Linked DNA regions of Mus musculus: region 1 is linked to region 2. A link is a loop called in an ENCODE intact Hi-C map of the cell type or tissue named here. Cell type or tissue: left cerebral cortex. All regions are shown on one strand. Each heading gives the region's core, and the rest is flanking DNA. Links, peaks and the distances in the headings are about the cores only.

Evidence for each region. A loop is a pair of places that touch in the nucleus more often than their neighbours do. Peaks named below come from ENCODE experiments on the same cell type or tissue, not always from the same donor. Only the 100,000 strongest peaks of a DNase experiment are listed, where the experiment ranks them.
Region 1: a loop joins it to region 2, with 1.9 times the contacts of the local background. A loop is called at or near these places in 2 of 42 quality-filtered maps.

What each region holds. Positions count from the first base shown.
Region 1 is chr9:27,455,703-27,464,071 of GRCm38, reverse strand. No RefSeq gene overlaps it. Among named protein-coding and RNA genes, the nearest start is that of Gm30791, 59 kb to the left of the region's middle. In left cerebral cortex, for the core only: a CTCF peak has its summit at 5,203; no DNase peak of the experiment used is centred there.
Region 2 is chr9:27,628,542-27,636,910 of GRCm38, reverse strand. No RefSeq gene overlaps it. Among named protein-coding and RNA genes, the nearest start is that of Gm30791, 110 kb to the right of the region's middle. In left cerebral cortex, for the core only: no CTCF peak of the experiment used is centred there; DNase peaks (open chromatin) are centred at 845, 1,794 and 4,039.

The DNA of each region.
Region 1 (8,369 bases), core at 354-8,353, 170 kb after region 2:
GAAAAGGGATAAAGAAAATGTGGTACCTTTACACAATGGAATATCACTCAGCTATTAAAAACAATGACATCACTAAATTTGCAGGCAAATGGATGGAACTAGAAAATATCATCCTGAGTGAGGGAACCTGGAGAGACAAACATGGTATGTACTCACTTATGAATGGATATTAGTCATAAAGTACAGGATAACCATGCTAGGATCCATAGATCCAAAAAATCTAGGTAACAAGGAGGGTCCAGGGGAGGATGCTTGAATTTCCCTGAGATGGGGAAATAGAATAGATATCAAAGACAGATAGAAGAAAGGGCCTGGGTGGGGGATGGAGAGAAACAGGAGGGATCAAGTGTAGGGAAAGAGTACTGGGAAAGAGAACTGGAATTGGTTGGTGGGGAGGCATCTCTGGGGAGAACTAGAAACCTAGGATAATGGAAATTCCCAGAAATCTATGAGGGTGACCCTAGCTAAGACACCTAGCAACTGGGGATATGGAACTGAAATGACCATCTCTTGTAACCAGGCAAGACTTCCAATGGAAGGATTGGGGACACTAACTCAGCCACAAAACTTTTGACCCACAATTTGTCTTGCCTACAAGACGTACAGGATTAAAGATGAAGTAGAAATCGGGGAATTGGCCAACCAATGACTGATATAACTTGAGACCTAAGCCATGAGAGGGAGTCTACCTATGACACTATTAATGGTATTCTGCTATACGTGCAGACAGGAGCCTAGCATAACTCACACGAGAAGCTTCACCCAGCAACTGGTGGAAACAGATGCACAGACCTACAGCCAAACATTATGCAGAGCTTGGGAAATCCTGGGGAAGAGGGGGAGGAAGTATTGAAGGAACCGGAGGGGTCAAGGACACCACAAAATACAGAATCAACTAACTTGGACTCATAGGGACCCACAAGAGACTGAACCTCCAAACAGAGAGCATGCATGGTATGGACGTAGATCCTCCGGAGCTTGGTCTTCATGTGGGATTCCGAAAAGGAGGAGCAGGGACTGTCTCTGACTCTGTTGCCTGTCTTTGGATCCCTATCCCCTAGCTGGGCTGACTTGTCTAGCCTCAAAAGGTAAAGAGGTGATGTGCTTAGTCCCTACTGCAACTTGATACGCCAAGGTGGCTTGATATTCAGGGGAAGCCTCCCCTTTTCTGTGGAGGAAAAAAAAAAAAAAGGAGAGGTGGATGGGGGAGGGGAGGGGAGAAGCTGCAGTCAGGATGTAAAGTAACTTAGTTAATTAGCTAAAAATGACCACCATAGGTACATAGGGAGTGGCACTATTTGGAAGCATGGCCTTGTTGGAATAGGTGTGGCTTTGTTGGAAGAAGTGTGTTACTAGGAATTGGGCTTGCTTTGAGGCCTCAGGTGTTCAAGGCCCACCCAGGGTAACATTCTCATCGAGTTGCCTGTAGATCCAGATGTAGCATTCTCAGCTCCTTCTCCAGCACCATGTCTGCCTGCATGATGCCATGTTTCCTGCCATGATAATAATGTACTCTGAACTATAAGCCAGCCCCTATAAAATGTATAAGAGTTTCCTTTATAAGAGTCTCTTTGTAGCAATGGAACCCAAACTAAGACACTGCCCAGGAAATAGCAGTGAACATGAGGCTAGGATAGGATTTGAGGAAAGTCTATCCAACCTTGAATTTGCTGTTCCAACCCTCTCTGTGATGTATTTTAGACTTAAAGATGTGAGCATCCGCGACCACCCCAGCACAATCAAACCTCCGTTCCTGGCTATCCCTTGCTCTATTCCCATCCACTCAAAGCTCAATCCCAGCATAAAGTTCTCCTTTTTACTCCTGAGATATGCCCTACTAACCTCCTGAACCCATATTCTCTGGTCACTACCCACGTGGATAAGCCCTTCTATTCTCCTACTCAAAATGTGCTACACTTGTAGGATGCACTCAAGTTCTAACCAAGCTTGGCCCACATTAGAATCAATCTCTCCCAATCTCCTTAATGGAGAAAGCCTTTTGTTAACCTCTATTCTAAGATGCCACAGGGACAGGTGACAGCCCAATGACTTAAAGCTTTTATGAGCGCTACACATTTCTCACACCAAGATGGTTTGCAATAGATCACGTGTGGTTAATGCATCCAGTTCACAACTGTAATCTCCAAAGCAGGTCTCTTTGAATTCTGAGTTGGATTCCAAGTCATTTAAAAGTCAAGGCAACAACTCTTTGCTTTGCCACAATGTGCAAATAATATTGGAAAATAGTTTAATCCCTACAATGCATTCAATAATATTTGAAAATATTTTAATGCCTATATTATGAAGCACTGTGTTAGAGAAGCAAGAAATTCTGTTCACACTGAGCTGTGTACAAGTAGCAGGGAAGAGGTGGAGGAGGAAAAGGAAGAGGAGGAGGACAAAGAAGTGAACACGGGGCTTATTTAAACAAGAACTGGTTCTGTTTCCTGTTAGATAAAAGCAGTAATTGTACGTGTGAGTAAAACGACCTTATATACCTTACAAGTCATCTTAATAGCCCCAGGCTGATTGATTAGCGTGTAATAATTATTAAATCATTTCATGTATTGTGTCACTCACCTACATTAGAATCTGTATGTGCAGAGTCCTGTTTTATCAGAAAGAGAGTTAGCACCTCCAACAGACTGGATGAGCCTAGTCAATGCGCAGGCGCCCACTTACAAGTCTAGGTTCTGCTTCCTTCCCCAGCCCGATCCCTTTTCTGAAAGTCTGCTGGTACATTCGCTCTGATGGGGGAAAAAAAAGCTGTTTCCTATCAGCTGTGCTGGGCTTGGCCCCAGCCCTGCTGAGCTGCAGGGCACTGGGCTATAAGAGCCACGTTGGAAGTGACTCCTTTGATGTTTTCAAAGGTCGGAACATATCGTTCCCCTTTTGGAGTGTCACTCGGCTGTAGGCAGAGGATGTTTCAGCTGCTGGGAGAGCCAATTAGAGCCAATTATAACCCAACTAACCTCCCATGACACTGAAACTCCTTGTAGAACTTGCCAGTTTCTTGCAAAAAAAAAAAAAATAGTGTACTTCTGTGCCTAGCTCCAGTGTGGATGAAGCATGCCCAAACCCAGATGTCCCCAGTCATTCCAGTTCCTGTCCACTACTACTAAACACTGCAATCACCTGGACAGGCCTTTAATTACTAGACTAGACTCCTAGACTCCATGCCTGCAATCCCGTTGAGATGGTCTGAGTTGCAGATCTAGGCATGTGGCCTTTTGAAATATCCCCAGGGGGCTGGTGAGATGGCTCAGCGGGTAAGGGCACCGACTGCTCTTCTGAAGGTCCCGAGTTCAAATCCCAGCAACCACATGGTGGCTCTGAACCACCCATAATGAGATCGGACACCCTCTTCTGGCATGTCTGAAGACAGTTACAGTGTACTTACGTATAATAATAAATAAATCTTAAAAAAAAATAATAAAAAATAAAATATCCCCAGGTTGCAAAACTGGCAGAATCTGACTCATCGAAGGACACAGAGGGGCTTCTGAGAAACCTGGGTTCTGTCTCCTTCTCCATGATGACACATTTTTTTCTGGATTATTTGGAGCCTGCTTTTATTAACTTTGGGTTATTATTTCATGTTCTTAACTGTTAAATTTATCAGGGTTTGTTTTGTTTTGTTTTGTTTTGTTTTTCATTTTTGGGAGGCATAAGCCCAGACCCTCATACAAGTTCTTTACTATTAAGCTACACTCTCAGCCCTACCATTACACATGTTCAGAAAAAAAATCTGTATGTTACAAGATTTTATTCTTTCTTAACCAAAAGTATTTCTAGAACCTGAACTAAGCAAGTAGACAAGGGAAAATGTTTTATAAACTCCTTTTCCAAATATTACTGAAAACTGCTTTCATCCAACAGGAAACTGAATCCATATCATTTCAAAAGAACTTGGAACCTTTGCCGATTCCAGTTACTTGTGTGTGTTTGTGTGTGTGTGTGTGTGTGTGTGTGTGTGTGTGTGTGTGTTTGTGTGTGTATGTGTGCTCCCTATGTTTATCTATGAACACATCCACACACATCTCCCATACTGAAAAGCACTGTGCAAAGAAGATGCCCAATGGGTAGTAATGAATGCATAAGTACATGGATGGCACAGAGATTAAAACTATTAGATAAATTACTTTTATTTGCACATATAGATATATGAATATGTAGCTTATATGTAAATATAACCTTATTTCCAGTTGGCATCTGATAACAGGGCATCTGTTATAAATTTCATATTTTAATTCAATCAGATATAAATAACTTATATATATACATGTATATATATACATATATATCAGGATATGATTTAATTTCTTAAATGTTACTTTATTACATTGATGTCTTCACTAATGATTAAAACAAGGCTTCATAAGTGGGTATTTCCAAGATGAATCTTGAATTGTAAAGGGGATTCATTCAACTCCATGAAGTCAAATGAAAGGTAACCTTCAAAATAAATGAGAATACTTCCAAACAGTATTAGGTGATATGTCTAATCATTGTCAAAGGTTACATTTGGTTTTCAGCAGTTCTTTCTGCTCACAAAACCTTGAGCAGAAAACATATTTATGGACATATATTTATATCTATTTATAATGTTCATAGTAAGAGAAAGATGACCCATCATGATTGGCAGGTTAGGAACTTTACTAACAGGTGAGAGTGCGTGTTTCATTGAGTGTTTTATGCATACGGTCTCATTAATCTATACAAGAGCCCACCGAACTTGATAACTACTCAGATGAGGAAACTTAAGCTTTTGGTTCTTTAAAGATTTAATTTGTCCAAGCTCTGAGATTTAATTGGCTTAGACAAGAATTCAATTTGAGTTCACCAAGTCCAGTGCCTGCATTTTTAACCACAGCAATAGAAAACAGAAAGCAAGCGAGCCTATTCCTTGGCCTTGAATTAAAAGCCCTCAACTGAAGACAAGGCTCAGACAGCACATGCTGATCCCTCTTTCCTGAAATTTAGCATATCCAGCATCCAAAGAGCCCATCCTTTAGCTAGGAAAAAAAAAAAAAAAAAAAAAACCTTTCCAGTCCCTGTAAAGAAAGCATTGCTCCAAATGAGCCACATTAGCACTCTCTGTTTTCAGTATTTATTTCTTTATTATTTGCTCTAATTATCTAGAAATCTATATTTTAACCCTAATTGTCTCCCAGTGGTCATGATTAAGGCATGGCTGAAATTTGCATTGCAAACACCAGGAGGCCCTCAACAACAAGAGCAGCAGATGAATTCTGAACTTGGCGACTAACAGCCTTTACTGCTTCATTTTCATGTCTTCCTGGCTTCATTCTGGCCCAAGGTTGTTATTATTATTATTTTTTTCAGGTTCCAAAGGTTGGGAGGGGCTAGCATGCAGGATAACGATTTCAAGCCTTCACTGACTCTATCAAGTACATCAAATTTGAACTTATTGCTGAAACCACATCTTTGAATACAAAGCTCAAGGATCAGGGCCGCATGTACATTTTACTAATGAATATTTATAGGGCCACCCACAGAGTGCACAATCTTATACAAGCCACTCTATTTATATGATGGCTATTTGGGAAAACCAATGTGGTCTTAGAAAGAGACATGCTGTAGGTAGGATGCCTTTTTATCTCTCTCTAGGGGAGGGTGAAAGCCTTCATGGATATTTGCTCTTCTTCACTTCTGTTATTTTAAAGTTTTATTTATTTTAAAAATAGTTACAGCCTAGCCAGGTAAATATATTGCTATAAATCCCATTTAACTTCTTCCCCCCTCACTGGAATAGGCTCATAAAAGACAACAGAAACCTGCAGAAAATTCAATGAGGGAATAAGATTGTCAATACAGTGTGTGTATTTGGAAATAAAATGGCACAATCAGGTATAAAGAAGAGCCCACATTGGAGTTAATAAAAATCAGTCTCGAAGAAGCCTGCATCTAAGTAATCTTATCTTTTAATAACGAGAAAACTTGCTGGGGTTCTTCCTTCGGTGTCTGTTAAGAGTTTGCCAGCCACATGCAGAGATAGAAAAGACGGAGAGGGGAGAGCCCATCTTGTCTCTGAGCCCCATCCATGGGGATGGAAGACCCCAGGCACAGGGCACCTCACTCTGCTGCACGCACCCCAGCATCCCCATACTCTGCTTACCACTCCAGAATGTGAATGAGCCAGTGTCATAGAAGAGAATGAATATCAGGCACTGTTGTGATGCAAATCATGAAATGCGCTTAATGAATGGTAGCTATACTTGGTTAACAGATGCCTTTAAATATTCAAATGAAAAAAATAGTAAAACTGATCTCCAGAGCCTCATAAGACTATCTGAACTATTATATTTTCATGTCTCTAAGAAGCTATTGACTGTAAGACACATTATTCATCTAATAGCTTTCCTGGGGGAAAAGGAAAACATGATCATATTGAATATTATATACAATTTATATATGGTAATATTTTTGCTTCAATTGTCAGCTAGCCACAATCTAGAGTCACCAAGGAAAGGGAGTCTCAATTAGGGACTGACTAGATTAACTTGGCCCCTGGGCATGCCTTGGATAGATTTTCTTTACTGTGTCGAATGAAGCTAGAAGACCACCTTGAATGTGAGTAGCACCATTTTGGGTCTTGGGCTTTGGATTGCAATGACGAGAAGAGGTCCCTGAGCACCAGCAGGCAGGCATTGATTTATTACTCCCTGCCCTTGACTACAGACGTAATGTGGCGAGCTGCCTCAAGTTCCTGCCATCAAGGATGGACTATAACCTGATACTGTGAGCCAAAGAATCCCTTCATCCTAGCAACAGGAAATGAAACAAAGACATGGATATCAAGACACACATTTATTTTAGAAACACTGAAACGTGAGAAAGCATATCTTGTAGATGAAAACTACTACAGAATAAATGCTTTGTTTGAAGAGTATCCTTATATTCATTCTCTAATTTTTCACCAAGCTTTCATAAGTTTGCATTAATTATTATTTCCATTTTGCAGATGAAAAGAACCAAGCCTCTGAGATGGTATATAATTATCTGGAGAGAGCACAGCAAATAAGGCAATACTTATAGCTCTTTGCTGGTAAGTGTACTAGTCTTTCTGCCATCCTATGCTGTCTTCCTGTCATAAAATGCTAGAAGCTTTTGGCTTAAATATGTTGCTGAGCACAAGTGAAGGACACATATATTCAGATCCTGATACAGTAGAGTCTTCTTAGCTGCTTTCAAAAGCTCTTCATTCTTAATGACGATCATCTTCATCCCAAGCTAAAGTCATTCCCTCTTCTTGCAGAGGGCTGGTGGGATAATAAAGATGCAGCTGACTCCCAGTACAGAGAAGGTGGAGCTTGAAGGTTTGGCTTGATCCTGGGTAGCTGGCTCATTGGTATTTGCTTGTCACTTATCTCAGAACACCTCCTTTAGAGATCACCGTGGTGATCTGGCTGCTTAACTACCTGTGGTCTGCTGAGAATCTTTCCAAATCCTTGGTACAATGAACGTGCAACATCCCTAGAGTTTTACTTCGCTAGACTGCAGTCACCCATCCCTGCACTGTCTTAGGTTTGCAAGATGCTTTCTCCATCAAGTAGACTGGGGAAAATTGATCTGTTGTCAGAGTTTAGCTGAAACTTGTTATGACTTAGAAGGCTCTGGGAAGCTCAGCAAAGCTGAGCTGGGATATGCTTGACTAGCAGACATGGGCCTTGGTGGTAGCATCTGGGTATGGAATGGAGGGTGCTAGGGGATATCTGACATCTGCCAGTGCTACCAGCCAGCAGAAAATGTGTAAACAGAACACCCTTCCTCTAGAACAATTACACCCCAAACCACATCACGAGAAGAAAGAGTTCAGGGTCACCTCCTTCTCTCCAGTGTATGTCACACATTAAACTAAAGGCAGGGGAGACTGGCAAGGCCTCCCAGTCACTGAAAGGATTCTGTCTGGGGCCTAGGGCATCCAAATTCTATTTTTGCCTCAATTAGTGCTAAAGAATAAATAAGGTTATCCATTTGTGCATTTATATTATTCATCAGCAAACTACAAGTTTTGAGACTACTTTGTGCTTTAAGACCTCGTGCTGCTCCTAATCACACTTGGAGAGGGGAAAACCCTGACTGTGGATATTGAGAGGAGCACAGAGGCTTGGCGGTGACCCTGAATCAATGAAGGTTCCAAAGCTACACCAAAGTGGCCTCTGTAAAACCCAGACCCCTGATCCCCCATCACCAGTGGGCACGGTGTAAGACCTCAAGAGGGAAGGGAAGCATCTCTTTAAGTCTCATTTTGCTGCATCTCTACATAATTTTTGAGTAGAATGATGCTTAGAACATGAGAAAGTTGAGTCCGGTCATGGTCATTTGAAACAACAGTGAGACCCTCC
Region 2 (8,369 bases), core at 295-8,294:
GAATTTTAGAGTATGTCATGGGGGAAGCAAGAGGAGTTGTGAGAAGGAGAAGTGAAAATGATGTAAGTACAGTGCTCAGACATGAAATGCTCAGGAAAAATAATAAAGATTAAAAGCATAGTCTCCCTTGTGATACCTCATGCAAAGTAGTTGGGATGTATCTTAGGCTTTTATTGCTATGAAGAGACACCATGACCGAAGCAACTCTTATAAAGGCGAACATTTAATTGAGCCTGGCTTACATACAGTTCAGAGGTTGAGTCCATTATCATCATTATAGAAAGCATGGCAGTGGACAGGCAGACCTGGTGCTGGAGGAGCTGAGACTTTTACATCTTGATCAGAAGGCAGCCAGAAGGAGACTTTCTTCTACAGACAGCCAGGAGAAGGGTCTCTTCAACACTGAGTGGAGCTTGAGCACTCAAGACCTCAAAGCTCACCCTCCAGAGTGACACACTTTCTCCAACAAGGCCACACCTATTCCAACAAGGCCACACCTCCTAATATTGCCACTTCCCATGGGCCAAGCATATTCAAACTATCACCCTAACACTTCAGTTTCTCCCTCTATGAAATGAGAATGATAATATGCATAATCCCAATATAATCCCATGAGATAAAATTCATGAGAGTACATTGTGCAATGAAATAATAAACACATTTTAAATGCATGAAGAGAAATCCAGAAGTGTGCCAAAAAACATTCTAAGATTGACTCACAGTTTACTTTTCTCTTTTAATATGTCTGCAAGGATCTGGAGGCCTTGGGATGTCAGCTCATCACCAACCAGTGGGGTAAGTTTAAGGGGAGTTTTTCTAGCAGGATCAAATTTTGACCCAAAGACTGACTTCTAGGTGTTATTGTTTCCACCAAGCTATATCCAGCATAACATTGCTTTCCATGTTTATTCATACTGGATGCATAGCTCTGCACCAGGTAGAGGGTAGAAAGAGGAGGCATAATGGCAAAATAATAGAGTTTACCACATGAATGCCATTAGGCGTCACAAGGCCAGCAAATACGCATGGAGAACAGGGACGGGGAGGTTCTGAATTCCTTTGAGTGCCATGAAATGGTGAGGCAAGTTCTAAGACTAGCTGATCCATTGGGGGACAAGAACTTTGTGAGCTCTGCTGACGCATTTCCACTTATCTACATCTTACAGAGTAGCAAACCAAATCGTACAGGCTCAATTACTACTTCAAAGTCACACAGTGGTCAAGGAAGTAGCATGGTTAGGCTCCTCCTTCGAAAGAAGTTTCAAAGGTCAGGATTGGAGTGGAGGTGGGAAACCGGCTGTGTCATAGCCTTGTGGTTGGTGACACTGAAACCAATGGATGTACGTGAGTGTTGGGAGCTTTGCGCAGTGAGGAATGAGGAAACGGAGAGGGTGCAGAAGGTTCTGGCACCCTACTCCAGCCTGGCACTGAGCAAGTAGTTGCTGATCAAGGAGGGCATTTTAAGCTCCTTTTGTCCTCATGTACCTACCTACCTGTAAGGACTTCCTAAAAACTTTGAAACCCACACAAGTTGGAAATCATTTGAAAATTTTCAATTAAATGTAAAGAAAGAAAAAAACAAGTAAATCTATTCTTTCTTTTGACTGCTCTATTGATTAAAATGAATGTCTGCGCAGGGACTGCTGAACCATGAAAAGCAATCTGTCTTACATGGGTAACAGATCGTTAGGAAATCATTGGGTTGGAGGAAAGAGTCAAGAAAAAAATTTTTTGCAGAGATTCACATGTGGGAGTGCCAGTGTGCTTATCTGTAGCCACAGAGCCGTGTATAGATGTGTGCATTTCTATATATAGGGGACATATGCCACACACTTCAATCAGCAATCATGAGCCAAGGATACAGGCAGGATTCCTGACAGAGTGGCACTGTGGATGGTTTAGCAGACTCTAAGCACGACTCTAAAGTGTGTACAAGTGGTAGGGGGACGAGTGCGGGGACTATTCACATAATAACTTAAGCTCTCAGGCATTCCTCCCTGACATGTGAGTTTGACAGAACCCACAACATTGCATCTCAAGACCATTCTCTGGGAGATTTCAGAAAACAAGTGGCATTAATATGGATGCCTCTAATTTCATCAAAATGTAGTTTACAAGAGGTGTTCTACATACAAGAGAGCTTTTGGTTAAGAGGAGGCATAAGGGAGGAGGGGATACAGAATTCTCCATTGCTATTACCAATTTTAATGAAACAAACTAAGGCAACTTCTGGAAGGTACAATTAAAGGGTTAAATTGCAATCAACCCACCTTTTGAAAACTTGGGAAATGAAGCAAGTTTCCTCCCTAAAATTCCTTCCAGTGGATATAAAGGGAAGGAAAGCGGGGAATTGGAGTTTACATTCAAACAGACAGAGGAAGATAAGGGGGCTAGGACTCCCCCTTCCCTGTGTGCCAGCTTGCTCTGCACACATTCATTAGCTACACTGTTCAGATCAGCACTCATCATTTCTGAAGGCCTGTTCATAATGATCATCTCTGTTCCCTTCTTTAATAGCTTCACTTCTGTGTGCTCTGTTCTTTCTTCACCCCAGCCTTCTTTGTCTTCCCTTCCCAAGACCTCTCTCTTTCCAGAACATGAGATGACTGACTTTGGAACCCACTGTGCTCCATCTGTGTACTGAAGCAGATCCTAACCAGGCGGTTCCCTGGGTCTTCAGAGTGGCATCTAAGGAAATGAGGCTTCATTTGGGAAACTTCTGAGTCCACTTACGATGTTCCATGGCATGATGCATGTTTCCTTTACATGCCTGTAACGCAGCCTCTGGGCTCTTTAATCAAGCTCTCCAAGTTTCAACTTAATTATGAAATGGGTTAATAATTACTACGACAGTAGAAAACCTAGACGCTAAAACTCATGACACGGGTGTCTCCTGTAGTCTAAGAAGTGTCATAAAGTTAAGGATTTCTGAAAGTTTGGAAGCAGTTTTGACTAGCTGTTGTTTAGCTCCTGAGGGAAGTGAGCTGACTCTTTCCCTTGGCCTCAGAAGGTGATGACAACTGCACATAAAGCCTTAAAACAACACCCATTTTATACAGGAGAGAGAGAGAGAGAGAGAGAGAGAGAGAGAGAGAGAGAGAGAGAGAGAGAGAGAGAGAGAGAGAGTCTTCAGAGAAAAATAGACTCCAGTGGAACTAAAGAAGGAACCATTGAGCACTCTAGAGTTGGCTTCCAACTCACCTTTCCTGCATTCTTCTAGTTAAGAGTCCCTGCCATAAGCAAGCAAGCTAGAGGCAAACACAGCAATGTCCAGCCTATCCCTGGCCTGGAATAGGAGCCAGGTGAAGGATTTGAGGAAGAGTGAATGAGACTATAAAAAATAATGAGTACAAATCACTTCCATAGGAAATGCTTTGGGGAGGAAGAATTTGCTAATGTGGAAGTCCATTAACCTTTGAGCTCAATTACCCTTTTATTTCAATGTACATAAATAATTATTTAATGCTCGTTATCAGCAGGTACCTGGGCATAAAGAGGGACAACAGATGCTGGTTCCTGGGAAGGCTGAAGAACGACTTGCCTCCATATATGTTCTTATCTGTTCTCCTTGTTGGTAAATTTGAGGATATTAACAGATGAAGTCCGATGGAAAAAGTAGTACCCTCCAATAATTAACTCCCTAGAGAGAATAATAAGAATACCAAGCCTATGAAAATAGACTGGAATGTGCACTTGTAACGGGTTATTTAGCTCTCTCCCTTAGTTTACTTTTCCCAATCAAGATGCTCCATCCTCTCACTTAAATAGCTGTCAATAGCACCTGCAAATTGATTTATCCCTTGATGAAGTTAAAGATTTTTCTGAAAAAAAAATCTAGAAATAGTTTTTGAATACTTGCTGCTGTTATTTAGCATCCGAGACTTCTGAGCAGCATACACCCCCCCCCCCCACCCACTCCACACACTATTTTTCATCTTAGAATTCTAGCATCTGCATACATTTGGAGCCCGACTTGCCTTTTTCTTAGATGCGTGGATATGGAAAATGCAATAGAGCTGCTTATCATGCACTCAGGCTGAGTGAAGTTTTATCATAATGAAACTAAATGAAATTCCCAATTGCTCCGGTGAAGAGGGATGCCTTGATATTCCACTTGTGGGAAATTGGCTCTGTGCCAGAAATAAAGTGACATCAACCCCAGTGTGGGGGGAACTCAGGGAAACAAACTCATCCCGTGAGCCCGAGTGTTGCTTATAAGGTGGTCTTGGTAGATGGTCCTTATTGGGAGTGTGGTGAGGCTAGAGGAGAGGCTGGGAGGGCGGAGGTAAGGAAAAGGAGAGGCAGGAGAAAGAGAAAGGGGGAAAGTTGTCCTCTGGTTACATGACCTGTACTCATCTGAAGTCTGACCATGGGTTCCTCTGTTTGCCATCTGTCATTGTTCCTTTACTAGCCCTGCAATGGGCAGCCATTAGCATATGTGTGAGAGAGAAGGATAATGGCAGCTCTACAATATAGACATGTACATGCATACATATTGATATACAATATAGATAAAGACCCGTAGAGATGTGCATATGTATACATACAAATCTTTGTACATACTCTTTAAAACATATGGCTTGACTTGTTTATATGTGTCTGTCCTCACTCCCTCTATATTGTATGTCAGACTGTACTAGGTTTCTTTTTACCTAAAACGCTGTCCAACCATGCTGTGCAAGGCAGATCTGTGTTGTTGCTTCTAAATGTGCTGCTGTAGGTCACAGTTGTGGTTCCATCATGCTTTATTTAACCATTTCTCCATCGGGACCTTCAGGTTTTCTCCCTTTTTTCCCACTGTCATGAACAGGGCTGTGATAAACATCCTTAGCCATGTGTCCACATGGCCCTGGGGAAACTTCTGGAATATACATGCCAAGGGGGAACTGACTAACCATGGTGTGTGTTTGTGTGTGTGTGTGTGTGTGTGTGTGTGTGTGTGTGTGCGCGTGCATGCAGAAGCTTGATAGAAGCTTATACTGGCAAATTGCTCTTAGAAACAGACAGCTTGGCCTATGCTCTAAACATGAAAGTTTGTGGACTTCCACTCTTCACCACTCATATAGAACTCAAATTACTGCAAATTATGATGTAGTAGCTTATTTTGATACTTTAATCCATTTCTAGCTGTCCTTTCATTGCTATTGCTTGTTGGGCTTCATTGAGCTCCATCTGATGTAAATTTGCGGCTTATAACCTGTGTGTATACTAGTGTTTATGGTGGTTAGAATGAGCAACGGTCCCCATAGGCTGGGGTATTTGAACACTTGGTCTCCTGCTGATGATAGCATTTGGGAAAGATAGAGAACCTTCAGGAGGTATGGTCTTGCTAAAGAAAGTACACCACGGAGACAGGCTTCCAGGGTTTATAACCTCACCCTGCTTCTAGTTTACTCTCTGTCTGCTTCATGTTTTCAGTTGAAGATGTGATATCAGCTTCCTGCTCTGGACACCAGCTGCTACCACCTCTCCTAATATGAGCTCTCCTTCTCAAACCATTAGCCAAAATAAACTCTTCCTTGAGTTGCTTTGGTCACAGTGTTTCATCACAGCAACAGTAAAGTCTCTAAAACAGGGTTCATGCCTTTCTCTTGCAGAGCTATGAGAATGCTCAAGTATTAATCTTAATTCAAAAAAATCTGTATTTTATATACATTATCATATATTTGAATTCTCAATCTGTCCATAGCTATTCTACCCATGATGCCTAACTATAGTCCAATTTTTGTTTTTATGTACCTTTTATGTCTTAAGGTTATTTTCTATAACTTGAAATTTTTGCTTTTCAAGCTGTAATTAAGCTGAAGCCAACGTTGCTCAGAGCTTTGGTGAGTGGTCTAGTTCTATTTTCATGTAGCAAATGTTCATCTCATGATACCTGCTAACGAGATATCTACCTCCTAGCCGCTTTTCAATCCTACCTGTAAAACTACATGTAGTGAGACTATCTGGAGGAGTTCTGTTTTGTTCTGTTGGTCTATGTGTCTGCTCTCAGACTAGTGATGATTTCTTTTAACTTCCATGGTTTCCTGGCAAATCTCACAGGAAAGCAAAGCATTCTCAATCTTGACCTAGTCATCTATGGACTTTTCTATCTTTGTATAATTTTAGAATAAATACATTAAGCCCTTTTCAAAAGTATCCAGCTAGTATCTCCATTGGAAAGGTACTGAAATATAGAATAATTTGAAAATATTAACATCTGTATTATAGTACATTTTCCTCTTCAAATTATCCAATTCAGGTCTAAAATTATCCAACCCAACATACATTTGGGTTATTGCCATATAGAAGATATGATAATTTTTTAGGGTTTTCTATAGATATCTAGTGTACTCCTTAGCTTAACAACATACTTTGTTTTAGGTTTCTGGTGTTATAGATGGCTCTTTAGACTGTTTAAATATTCTAGTTTGTCAATGCCATCATAGGAGACATGCAGTCTCTTGATGACCACGTTGTTTCTGAAGGTGTCTCCAGCCTCCTCCACAACGTGGCTTGATTCTTTTGACTTGTCTTTGCATATGATCATATTATTTGAAAATGACAATTTCAGACCTTCTGATCATTTTACCTTTCATTTCTTTTTTTTTTTTTTTTGCATTTATTTCCTTTTAAAAGCACTTTTTAGGGGGTGAACAAATGGCTCTGTGTTTAACAGTACTTTGCTATTCTTCTGGAGAAGCCGAGTTCAACTCCCAGGACCCACGTAAGGCCACTCACAACCACCTGTCACTTCAGCTCCAGGACATCATCAATGCTGTTGGCCTCCACAGGCATCTGCACTCACAATCATGTGCACAGGATTGCACACACACACACACACACACACACACACACACACATATATGTATGTATATATACACACACATATATATATATATGCTTGATTCTAAGATAAGTCTTTAAAAAGCACTTCTTTGAGATACCTGCCTAATTCAGACAAATATGGCCTCAGTTTAACTGACGGTTAGCTAGTTCCTAGACATGAGTATGTCTGCATCTCTCTAGGGATTGGGGCATCTGCACTGTATTCACTTTAAAGAGCCCTTTACCATTTCCAGAGTTCTGTCTACAGTATCTACCTACTCTGCAAAAGGGGATTTAAAAGAAAGTCATCAAACCCACTTATAAATGGAATCCTAATGGAATCCTAGAGCTTTCTTTTCAAGCAAGTGATGAATGGGTTTAGGTGGGAAGTTGTCATTGTGGGTATTTTCTGTCTGGTGAGGACTATGTTCTGTAGTGTGTACATAGACATACGTTTGAGTACCAAGGAGGCACACATGCTGTTTTCCATATGGCCTGGACTCTTCTAAACTTTTCCTGCAGATCTCATTTCCTCTAACAGATCTTTGAGATGAGTGCTATTCTCCCATTGCCAAGTTGGGAAAGTTGGGGCAAGAGAAAGATAACAACTTTCATAGGTCAGAATTCTGCTCATGATAGCCTGTGCTCTCGGTCTCACACTGCATGCCCTGTGTCCCAGGATACATGGCCATGATCTGACACTATTGACAGCACTATTGTTGATGTGATTGTCACAGCATTGTTGATGGCAGCCAGGGGTCAGCTTTACCTGGCCTCTTTTGTCATGTATCATTCTGTTTAGTTGCTGTAGTCATAATGAAGTAATACAGGATCCTAGCATCCCTTCAAAAACCATCACCTTGACCTCTACCCTTTAGGCTCCAACAGGAAGCTCCTTCAAACTAAAATAAGTATATCTGCTCTCTCGATGAATGTGCAAGAAAAAAGGAAGCAAGAAGAAAAGTGGCTTGTGTCACCTACTGCTTTCCATTTGAAGTGACATAGTCTGTGAAAGGAGGAAGCGTGGAGCTTCCTGGAAGAAGCAGCAACGTTTGAGTACTAAAAATTCCCAGATTAGCAACATCGGCATTCAGTTTACACCTCCTCCCCCACTTCAAAAATGCCACAAATGCCAACCCCCTACCCCCTTGCCCCTCACCACCTATGGCAGGTACAGCACCCAGGAGAGTGGGTTCTTCACCTTGCTGGGTCAGCACAGTAGAGCTGGCCATGGTTGCAGAGTTGTGGGTGAGCCACACAGAAGGCATGAGTGTAGAAGAGAGATCACCTTGCCACTTGTCTTCATGGTGACATGAGCTAGGGATAGATGCTCTGCACCCCACCCAACAGCCCTCAACCCTCACCATCTATACCAGGCAGGAGAGCCAGCCCCTGAGGTCATTAGAGTGGGGGTTGCTCTATTCCCTGATGACTGCAGCATTGGGTGAGCTAGTCAGGTCAGTGTTGGAGAGTTTGCACTGCTGGTGTAAGTGTGGGAGAGCTAGTAGGATAACCAGCTTAGCTACCACCCAGGACCAGATCAAGAGCTCTGCGTTGGT